Regions from separate parts of the Homo sapiens genome. Here region 2 is linked to region 1. Evidence: read pairs that join two places in POLR2A ChIA-PET (ENCODE). Cell type or tissue: A673. All regions are shown on one strand. Region 1 overlaps KRT10-AS1 (KRT10 antisense RNA 1). Region 2 overlaps RARA (retinoic acid receptor alpha).

Region 1 (5,000 bases):
TTCTTTATCTCCTACATCCACCAAGGCACTAATTTTGTCACCTTCTCTTTGTCATAGCTAATGTATTCGTTTCTTTCTGTGTAGCCCCACTGTAACTGCCCTAATCTGAGCTTTCACCACTTTTCTCGAAGATTACTTCACCAGCTTCTGAAGTGGTTTTCTTGACTCAGCACTGTCAATTAAGATCTGTTCACTGCGGCAGGGTTGATGTTCTTGAAACAGTACTGTCATCACTTCATCAACATACTCGGACCTCTTGTGGATGGATTAAGTCTTCTCCATAACCTTGCCCGACTCTGTCTGTCCAACCTCATGCTCCCTGCGGTGAGTCAGGGTGGGGAGTGGAAGGAGTGCTACATTCTCTTCATAAAGTAATTATGTGGCCCTGGGCAAGATACTCAGCTTTCCGTGTCTCAGTTTACTACCCTATAAAATATGGATAGTAATGTTAAATATTAAAATATGGATAATAATCCATGATTCAGTGAAAAAATGTGTGTTAGCATCTCCTTTAAGAATCCTTTAATTACTTAATCCTTTAAGCAGGCCTTTCTACTCTTGGCTAAGATACTATGCTTTGTTCCATTTTAAGGCTTGTGTTTGTTGCTCTTGGCTTAGAATGCCCATCTTCTACTTTGCTGTTTATTCAAGTTATTCTACCTCAACTCCAGACTCTGACTTAAATGCCATCTCCTTCATGAGACTTCCCACCGTTAGTCTGTAGTTCACGGCTGTCTCTTTCTTCTCATTTCCTATGTTGAACAACTTGGTGTTTTATAATTTGTTATAATATTCTGGCCTCTTTATTAGTGTTTCCAATGCAATACGACATTTAAGTTCCTTTAGAGAAGGGAGGGTGCCTCTGTTCTTGCTGCACCCAGTACTCATTGTTCTCTGAATGTTTTCGTATTGCCTCAGTGCCTTTCCCCACTTTCTTTGCCTTTATTTTTTTCTCCAAACTCTTGGCCTGTATGTTTTGGCAATAGTGCAAGTTAAAAATTTAAATGAAGGCTGGTTGAAGACAACTAATTTAATTTTGCTTTAAAGGAAATTATGATACTTTTTGATGTAAGAATATGTAAGAATGATAAGAAAACCAAGATTCTGCATAGGAATTTTAAAATACCTTAAAGTATATAAAGATATATTCCTTAGAATGGAAATACACTATATATATTAAGAAAACATTTTGGCCCTCACTTTTTCCTCTTCATTAAAGGTCACTTTTTTTTTGTCTTGGATCTGTTGAGATTATCTTGATACTAGTAACCTGCTAAAATATATCTGTAGTTTTATTCTAAAATTTGAATTTTTTTCATACATCACATCAAATTAAAAAGCTTCTGCACAGCAAAGGAAACAATCAACAAAGTAAAGAGACAGCCCACGGAATGAGAGAAAATATTTGCAAACTATCCATCTGACAGAGGGTTAATAACCAGAATATATAAGGAGCTCAAACAACTCAATAGGAAAGAAAATCTAATAATCTGATAAAAAAAATGGGCAAAAGATCTGAATAGACATACAAATCTCAAAAGACATACAGGCTAGGCATGGTGGCTCACACCTCTAATCCCAGCACTTAGGGAGACTGGGATGGGAGGACTACTTGAGCCTAGGAATTCAAGACCAGCCTGGGTAACGTAGGGAGACCCCATCTCTACAAAAAATAAAAATAAATTAGCTGGGTGTGATGGCATGTGTCTGTAGTCCCAGCTACTTGGGAGGCTGAGGTGAGCCATGTTCCTGCCACTGCACTCCAGCCTGGGCAACAGAGTGACCTCAAAAAAAAAAAATAAGAAAACATATAATGGCAAACAGGTATGTAAAAAGGGGCTCAACATCATTGATCATCAGAGAAATGACTCAAAACTGTGCAATGAGAATGTGATTCTCACTGCAGTTGAATGAATAATGTAAATTATTACAGTCACAGTAATTTGTTGTACAACTCACCCCGCTTAAAATGGCTTTTATCCAAAAGAGAGGCAATAATGAATGCTAGTGAGGATGTGGAGAAAAGGGAACCCCCTCGTTCACTGTCCTTGGGAATGTAAATTAGTACAGCCACTATGGAGAACAGTATGGAGGTTCCTCAAAAAGCTAATAATAGAACTACTGTATGATCCAGCAGTCCCACTGCTAGATATATACCCAAAATCATGGAAATCAGTATATCAGTGAGATATCTGCACCCTCATTTTTTTTTTGCAATTGTGTTCACAATAGCCAAGATGTGGAAACAACCTAAGTGTACATCAACAGACAGGTTGATAAAGAAAACGTGGTACATATGCTCAATGGAGTACTATTCAGCCATAAAAAAGAATGAGATCCTGTTATTGCAACAACTTGACTGGACCTGGAGGACATTATGTTAAGTGAGATAAACCAGGCATAGAAAGATAAACTTCTCATGTTCTCATTTGTGGGAGCTAAAAATGAGAACAATTGAACTCATAGAGATAGAGAGTAGAAAAATGGTTACCAGAGGCTGGGAAGGGTAGTGTGGGGTGAGGGGGCTGGGAAGTGGGGATGGTTAATGGGTACAAAAATATAATTAGATAGAACAAATATAATCTAGTATTTGATAGCACAACAGGGTGATTATAGTCACAATAATTTATTGTACATTTTAAATTAAAAAAATATTATTGGAATATTTGTAACACAAAGAAATGATAAATGCTTGAGGTAATGGGTACCACGTTTACCTGGGTGTGATTATTATGCATTGTTGCCTGTATTGAAATATCTCTTGTTCCTTCTGAATAATACAGTTACCATGGACCCATAAAAAGTTAAAAATTTTGAATGTTTTTTATATTAGGAGAATTGACAATTCTAGTTGGGTTTCTGGCTAGGTAGCCTATGAGTATGTTGTAATTTAAGGATTAAATATAATATAACTTAGCTTTTAAATTTCATTAGTATGTCATGGGATTTCTTTTCAGGTAAATTAATTTCATTTTGTAAAAGACAATTGCTCACTATGAGTTAGCGCATTAGTAGGATAATTAATTAACATATAACATAAAATAGAAATGTAATATCCCTTTTAGTTTTCATAAAAAATAGTGAAGCCGAAAGTACCAAACAATTCTCTACAGACCCATTTTAAAATATTGAAACTGAACATTGTCCAAAATTCAGTGGCTGTTTTCTCCCCCTCATAAATCTAAGAAAATTCCTTTAGGTCCAGCTGTGGTTGCTTGTCCAATTGGTCATTTCAAGGATGGCTGGATATGAGAGAAAATAACATTATAATTGGGTATAACTTCATAATTTTTACTTAGAGAGTCTGGACAGATCTAAATAGAGTAGAGAAAGTTTTGGATTAGAAATGATACATACAGAGGTTAAGGTTTACAGTGAAAGCATTTAATCCCCCACTCTAGTGATTTTAAGTCAGTATATGTAACATGCTTAAATTTAAAGGAAAAAGTCTTAAGGAATCAAATTAATTTCCTAATTTTAAAGGTTTTTAAAAAATACTTGACCTTATGGACTCAGACAACTAGTCAATTTCATAATAAATGGACCCTCTGTCTTTGAATCACTTTTTTTTTTTGGTAAGGGGGTTGTAAGAATGGTAGAGGAATAGATTTAAATAATTATTTAAATGTAACACACAATAGTAGCAGAGAAAATAATTATTTAAATGTAACACACAATAGTAACAGAGAAAATGTACCACAACCATTCTGTGGCTTCTTTCACAAGGCTGACGACTGATAATCTCCAAAGAACTTTTGATTTCTTGTATTAAACCCATTAAACAAATATGCAAATAACATTTGCAAAGTCAGTCCTAAGATAGAGTTTATAGAGCTTGATGAGACTTTTTTATGTTCCAAGACCTGTTCTAAATTTTACTTGCATTTTTGTCTCATCAAATCCTGTTGGCAACTTTATGAGGGAAATTTTATTTTATTTTATTTATTTTGAGATGGAGTTTTGTTCTTGTTGCCCAGGCTGGAGTGCAGAGATGCAATCTTGGCTCACCACAACCTCAGCCTCCCAGGTTCAAGCGATTCTTCTGCCTCAGCCTCCCGAGTAGCTGGGATCACAGGCATGTGCCACCATGCCTAATAATTTTGTATTTTTAGTAGAGACGAGGTTTCTTCATGTTGGTCAGGCTGGTCTCGAACTCCTGACCTGAGGTGATCCACCTGCCTCAGCCTTCCAAAGTGCTGGGATTACAGACGTGAGCCACCACCCTTGGCCAGAAATTTTATTTTAACTAAAATTAGTTGGCCAGGCGCAGTGGCTCACGCCTGTAGTTCCATCACTTTGGGAGGCCAAGGCAGGAGGATCGCATGAGCCTAGGAGTTTGAGACCAGCCTGGGCAACATGGCAAAACCCCGTCTCTACAAAACACATGCACGCACACACACACACACACACACACACACACACACACACACACACACAGAGCCTGGTGTGATGGCACATGCCTGTGGGCCCAGCTACTCAAGAGGGTGAGGTGAGAGGATCACCTGAGCCCAAAAGGTCAAGGCTGCAGTGAGCTGTGATTGCACCACTGCACTCCAGCCTGGGTGACAGAGTGAGACCCTGTTTCCCACAAACCCCTCAAAAAAGAAAAGAAATTAGTTAAAATTTAGCATGCCCAAAACGATTCAATAAAGGGACTTTGGTGGGATTTGAACACAGACCTATCTTCAGAGCTTTTTAAAAACACAATGATTAACTTTTTTCTTTTTTTAAACACACTGTTGCTGGCTTAAACTGAGTAACTCCTAAAACTCTTTTGAAATGAGCTAAAATTGTATTTTTCAGTTATGTGACTTGGAAAATTAACAAGAACATAAGGGATTTTAGTTTCTTTTTCAGACTAGACAAGCCTTCCTTATCATACTTCTGTGATGAAAAAAATAGACTAATTTGAAAAGAAAAAGAACTAATGAGGCAAGATATCCTGCCCTGGAAGAGATCAGACTTGTAGGCCTTGTCTGTTCCCAGGAGAGACTCTGCAC
Region 2 (5,000 bases), 500 kb before region 1:
CCAAAGGTTTCCCTTTTTTGGTTTGTGAAATGAAAGAAGGGAATTTGGGAATGGGTTGTGGTCAGGCCTCCACCCACACCCCGAATATCCCTTTCCCCACATCCCTCTCCTCCATCCGAGGGAAGCAGACCCTGGGAAATGGGTAATTCTCCCTCCTGGCCCCGTCAACAGATGTTGCCCTGGGTGGGGTGAGGCAAGGGAAAGCAGGCCGACTGCTGAGGGGCACCAAGGTGGTGGCAAGAGGCATGGGGATGGAGGGCTCCAGTTGCCCGGGCCTCCCCTGTGCCAAGCTCTGGTCTGGGTGCTTTCCAGGACTTCCTGTCTGAAATCGCACAGCTCGTTGTTGAGGTAGGCAGTTCACAGGCGAGTAAACAGATGCTTAGAGAGGTTAAGTGACTTGCGTAAGGTCACCCAGAGTGGCAGAGCTGAGATTTGACCCTTCCGACTTCTGGTTCTTTCTCCCATCTTCGTGGCTCAGAAAGCTCTCACCTTTTTCTCTAGGTGTGTGACTCTGGGGTGTAACGCGTGGGCAGCTAGGGATGCTGATGCTGGAGAAGGGATCCTGGCACCTTCTGAGGGTGAGAGCGGCCCCAGTGGGCAGGAGTGTGGGGCTGGTTGCAGGTGCTCTAGCCCCCTACCCCTTTTTCTGCTGTGCTTAGGCTAGGCTCCATATATTGGAGGTGTGGGCCTGTGGTTTTCTCTCTCTCAGGGGAGGGTGCCCGTGGGCAGTGGAGGTGGCTGGCATAGGGTGGAGGTTGGATGTGGGTAGTTTGTTTTCCCTCTCTTTGGTACTGGTTTCGATTCTCTGCCGAGGCCTTCTCCACCCCTGGGGTGTAGGGGGCTGGGGCCCAGGTGTCTCTCTGAGGGTCATAGCTTCTGATGGACCTTCTGAGGCAGAGTCTGTGCCCTTTTGGGCCCACCCTGGTCATCCCTACCCTTGCCCATCCCTGTTCTCTGGTCTTTCTGGCCCTTGGCCTATTTCTGTGACCTTTAGCCCTCCTGCGGCTCAAGGCCCTCCCCAGGGAGCTGAGTAAATTTGCACTGAAATTTGCAGGCAGAGCTGGGTTAGGCTTTTTGGAGGCTCTGATAGGGGTCTGGGGAGGCCTTCCAGCCTTGCCCTGTAGTGTGTGTGGGTGGTGGGCTGGGGGTGAGGTGGGGGTAGTGGGGATTGAAGTTTGATTCAATTTCAAACTCCACTGGGGCAGAGTTGAGGTGGCTGTGGTTTTCTCTTCTCTGGGAGCAAGGGTGGGTTCCAGAGGGTCCAGGCTGGACTGACTAAACTGGCCTCCCGACCCCCAAAGGCTGGGTCAGGATGCCTGAGATCTGGAGTGATGGCTTTCTGGGCCTCAGCGTGGGTTACAGAGGCCTCACTTTGGGTTAGCTGCCCCTTGGGCCTCACCTTGAGAGAGGCAGGCCTCTGTGGATGTGAATTCACCTGAGTGTTTGTGGACCTGGTGCATGGGCTGGGCCCACAGGGAGGACCTCAGAGCATCTTCTGGCAGAAGCAGCAGGTACAAGGGCCACCCTGGCTGTGTGAGGTTCGGAGAATGTACAGTTTGGGAGACTGTGGGGCTGTGGTTGTGTCTTTGGGGAGCTGTGTACTGGGGCCCATGCATGCAGTTTCTGAGCTGTGTTCATTGTGTGGTGGAGCCCAGGTGTGGAGAGATGGTATCTCCAGGTTCCTTCTCCTCACATGCATGCCTGCACACACACAGGCTGGGGCTGCAGGCGTGCTCTTGCCCACCCAGATGTTTTCTGTAGACCTGCATGCATGAGTTTGTATGTGTATTTGTGTGTGAGGGTCCAACTGTAGGAACTGATGAGGTTCTGCCAGCCTCTTCTTCCCTTGCATGGCTCCCCCAGCTCCAGTTCCCGTTGTGTGGGGCCCCACAGGAGTTGGGAGGGGGCCAGGGCGGCAACTGGTCCAGTGGGTGGGGCCCCTGTTCCTCTGACATCAGCCCTCTCAGCCTAGGAGGGAATTGGCAGGGGCCTGGGGTAGGAAGGGAGCTCTTTATTCAGGAGTGAGGAGAGAGGCCCTATGATTGTCATAATGAGTAACAGTAAAAATCGTGGTTATTAGCAAGGTCCAGATTTTACTCCTGGGGCAGCCTCCCCTCCCTAGCCCAGTACCTGTCCCCTCCCACCCTCTCTCCCTCAGTTCCACACAGGCTGGCTGGCTCAGCTGGGCCAGAATTCCTGGCCTCTTCCACAGTGGCCTTGGCAGGAACTCCCCCTTCCCAGGCCTGGTCTTCAACCAAATGCTGGCCATGTGCTTGTCCCCTGGACTCCAGATTTGAGGCTAGAGTCTGGAGTTCAGAGCTTGGAACCTAGTGTAGCCTGAGCTTGGGGTGGAGTGGCAAGGTATAGGGGGTGTTGGAAATGGACAGTCCTTATTTTGAGTCTCTGTGGCCCTGTTTCTTTTCTTTCTTTCCTCTTCTTTTTAAAACAGCTTTATTGAGATATAATTCACATACCATAAAATTTACCCATTAAAGTGTACAATTCAGTGGTTTTAGTATATTCAGAGTTGTGCAACTACCACCACAATCAATTTTAGAACACTTTCATCACCCCAGAAAGAGCCCCCATACCCAGCAACAGTCACTTCCCATATTCCTCAAATCCACGCCCCAGCTCCTGGTAACCACAAGTCTGCTTTCTGTCTCTATAAATGTGCCTATCCTGGATATTTCATATAAATGGAATCCTACAATACATGGTCTTTGTAACCGGTATAATGTTTTCAAGGAATATCCATATCATAGTATCAGTACTTCATTCTTTTTTTGGCAGAATAATGTTCCATTGTAGGGACATACAACATTTTATTTATTCGTCAGTTGATGGACTTTTGGGTTGATTCCACTTTTTGACTATTAGGAATAACGCTGCTGTGAATGTTCATGTATAAGTCTTTCTGTGGACTTACGTTGTCATATCTCTTGGGTAGATACCTAGGAGTAGAATTGCTGGGTCATATGCCATCGCTGTGTTTAACCTTTTGAGGAACTGCCAAACTGTTTTCCAAAACAGCTATTCTATTTTACATTCCCACCAGCAATATATGAGGATTCCAATTTCTCCACATCCTCGCCAGTACTTGTTATTATCTGTCTTTCTTATTAGAGCTAGCCTAGTGGGTATGAAGTGGTATCTCATTGTGCTTTTTTTTTTTTTGAGATGGAGTCTCACTCTGTTGCCCAGGCTGAAGTGCAGTGACACAATCTCGGCTCACTGCCTCCCAGGTTCAAGCAATTCTCGTGCATCAGCCTCCTGAGTAGCTGGGATTACAGGCATGTGCCACCACGCCTGGATAACTTTTGTATTTGTGTGTGTGTTTTTTTTTTTTTGGAGACGGAGTCTTGCTCTGTTACCCATGCTGGAGTGCAATGGTGTGATCTCAGCTCACTGCAACCTCCACCTCCCTGGTTCAAGCGATTCTCCTGCCTCAGCCTCCCAAGTAGCTGGGATTACAGGCACCTGCCACCATGCGCAGCTAATTTTTTAGTAGATTTTTGTATTTTTTAGTAGAGATGGGGTTTCGGCATGTTGGTCAGGCTGGTCTCAAACTCCTGACCTCAGGTGATCCACCTGCCTCAGCCTCCCAAAGTGCTGGGATTATAGGTGTGAGCCACCGCACCCAACTGACTTTCGTATTTTTAGTAGAGACAGGATTTTGCCATGTTGGCCAGGCTGGTCTTGAACTCCTGACTTAGGTGATCTACCTGCCTTAGCCTCCCAAAGTGGTGGGATTACAGGCGTGAGCCACCGCCCCCAGCCTCATTGTGCTTTTGATTGGCCATGTTTCTTTTTGTCTGTCTCTTTTCTTTTGTCTTTCATATATGTATTTTTCATATATAAATACATGCATATGTATTTATATATAACCTGTACCCAAAATGGATTTGAAACATCCTCTTGTCCTCGTATGGATATGTTCTTCGTGTTCTCTCTCTTTGCTCTTGTTGCTGCCTATCTGTCTCACTGTGTTATGGAATCTCTGGGTTCATCTCTGTCTCTGTCTCTACCCCATGGTATTATCTGTGCATATCCTCTGGTGCCAGCTGTTCAAACAGGGTGTGGATCTGTATTCACACTGGTGAAGGGGGCATCTGGCCTTTCATCTTCTGCCCACCTCCCACCCCAGTTCATGTGTTTTGCTTCTGCAGACAGAAGTATGTGGGTGAACCTTGAGATCAATCTCTCCTTCATTGCCTGGGGGTAGGAGGCTTCCTGGGCGGTCCTTGCCCTCCTACACATCGCCTACCCCTGGACCATCCATGCTGTTAAGCATTGGAGGTGATACCTAGGAGTCCTTGGTTCCCATTTTCCTATTAGTGTGTACGTAAATGGGCCTCCTCCCAGGGCCTGTGGGACAAACCCGTCTGGGGTGCTGGGGCTTGGATCTGGGGGGGAAGTGGTGTAAGAGGGGCCCCCTGGCTTAGGAGTCATTTTTCTGAGAAGTGCCAATGCTTTAGGGAAGCGGCTTTTCCTCCCCCTCCCTCTTCCCCCCCAGCACACGTTCTCTGCATCTTGACCTCAGGTAACCCTCACTGGGGGAAGGAGGGCCAGCTGCCCGTTTCTGCTGCAGTGATCCCTTGAGGTGGCACTGTGGACCCTTTCCCCTCAGGACTGTGGGTGAGAGGCCCTCCAAGGTTCTGGGCTCTGTCCCTGTCTCCCCAGCCTGGCTGTGCTATCTGCCACCCCCAGCAGTGTCTGGGCCCTGCTTCCAGGTCATCTCTGCCAGCCAGGCATGGTGCCAGCTGTCTGCTCAGCTGGGTGCCACGGGAAAATCTCCGGCAGCCCAGGTTGGGGAGCTCCACGGGGAATGCCTGTGTGCCTGTTCTTCAGTGCCCACTCACCTGTCTTTCTTTTTTCTGCAGCATCACAGGACATGGCCCCCTCAGCCACCTAGCTGGGGCCCATCTAGGAGTGGCATCTTTTTTGGTGCCCTGAAGGCCAGCTCTGGACCTTCCCAGGAAAAGTGCCAGCTCACAGAA

The links. Peaks named below come from ENCODE experiments on the same cell type or tissue, not always from the same donor. Only the 100,000 strongest peaks of a DNase experiment are listed, where the experiment ranks them.
Region 2: POLR2A ChIA-PET joins it to region 1 with 11 read pairs; 1 of 35 experiments calls an interaction of 5 or more read pairs at or near these places.

What each region holds. Positions count from the first base shown.
Region 1 is chr17:40,827,973-40,832,972 of GRCh38, forward strand. All of the region lies in intron 1 of KRT10-AS1 (KRT10 antisense RNA 1), which reads left to right. Among named protein-coding and RNA genes, the nearest start is that of KRT10, 7.9 kb to the left of the region's middle. RefSeq lists an enhancer at 1-393 and a silencer at 137-366. In A673, no CTCF peak of the experiment used is centred here; a DNase peak (open chromatin) is centred at 189; H3K27ac peaks cover 1,562 bases.
Region 2 is chr17:40,325,974-40,330,973 of GRCh38, forward strand. RARA (retinoic acid receptor alpha) reads left to right here. Exons shown (of 9, transcript NM_000964.4): 2 at 4,884-5,000. Among named protein-coding and RNA genes, the nearest start is that of RARA-AS1, 15 kb to the right of the region's middle. RefSeq lists an enhancer at 265-324. In A673, no CTCF peak of the experiment used is centred here; no DNase peak of the experiment used is centred here; H3K27ac peaks cover 474 bases.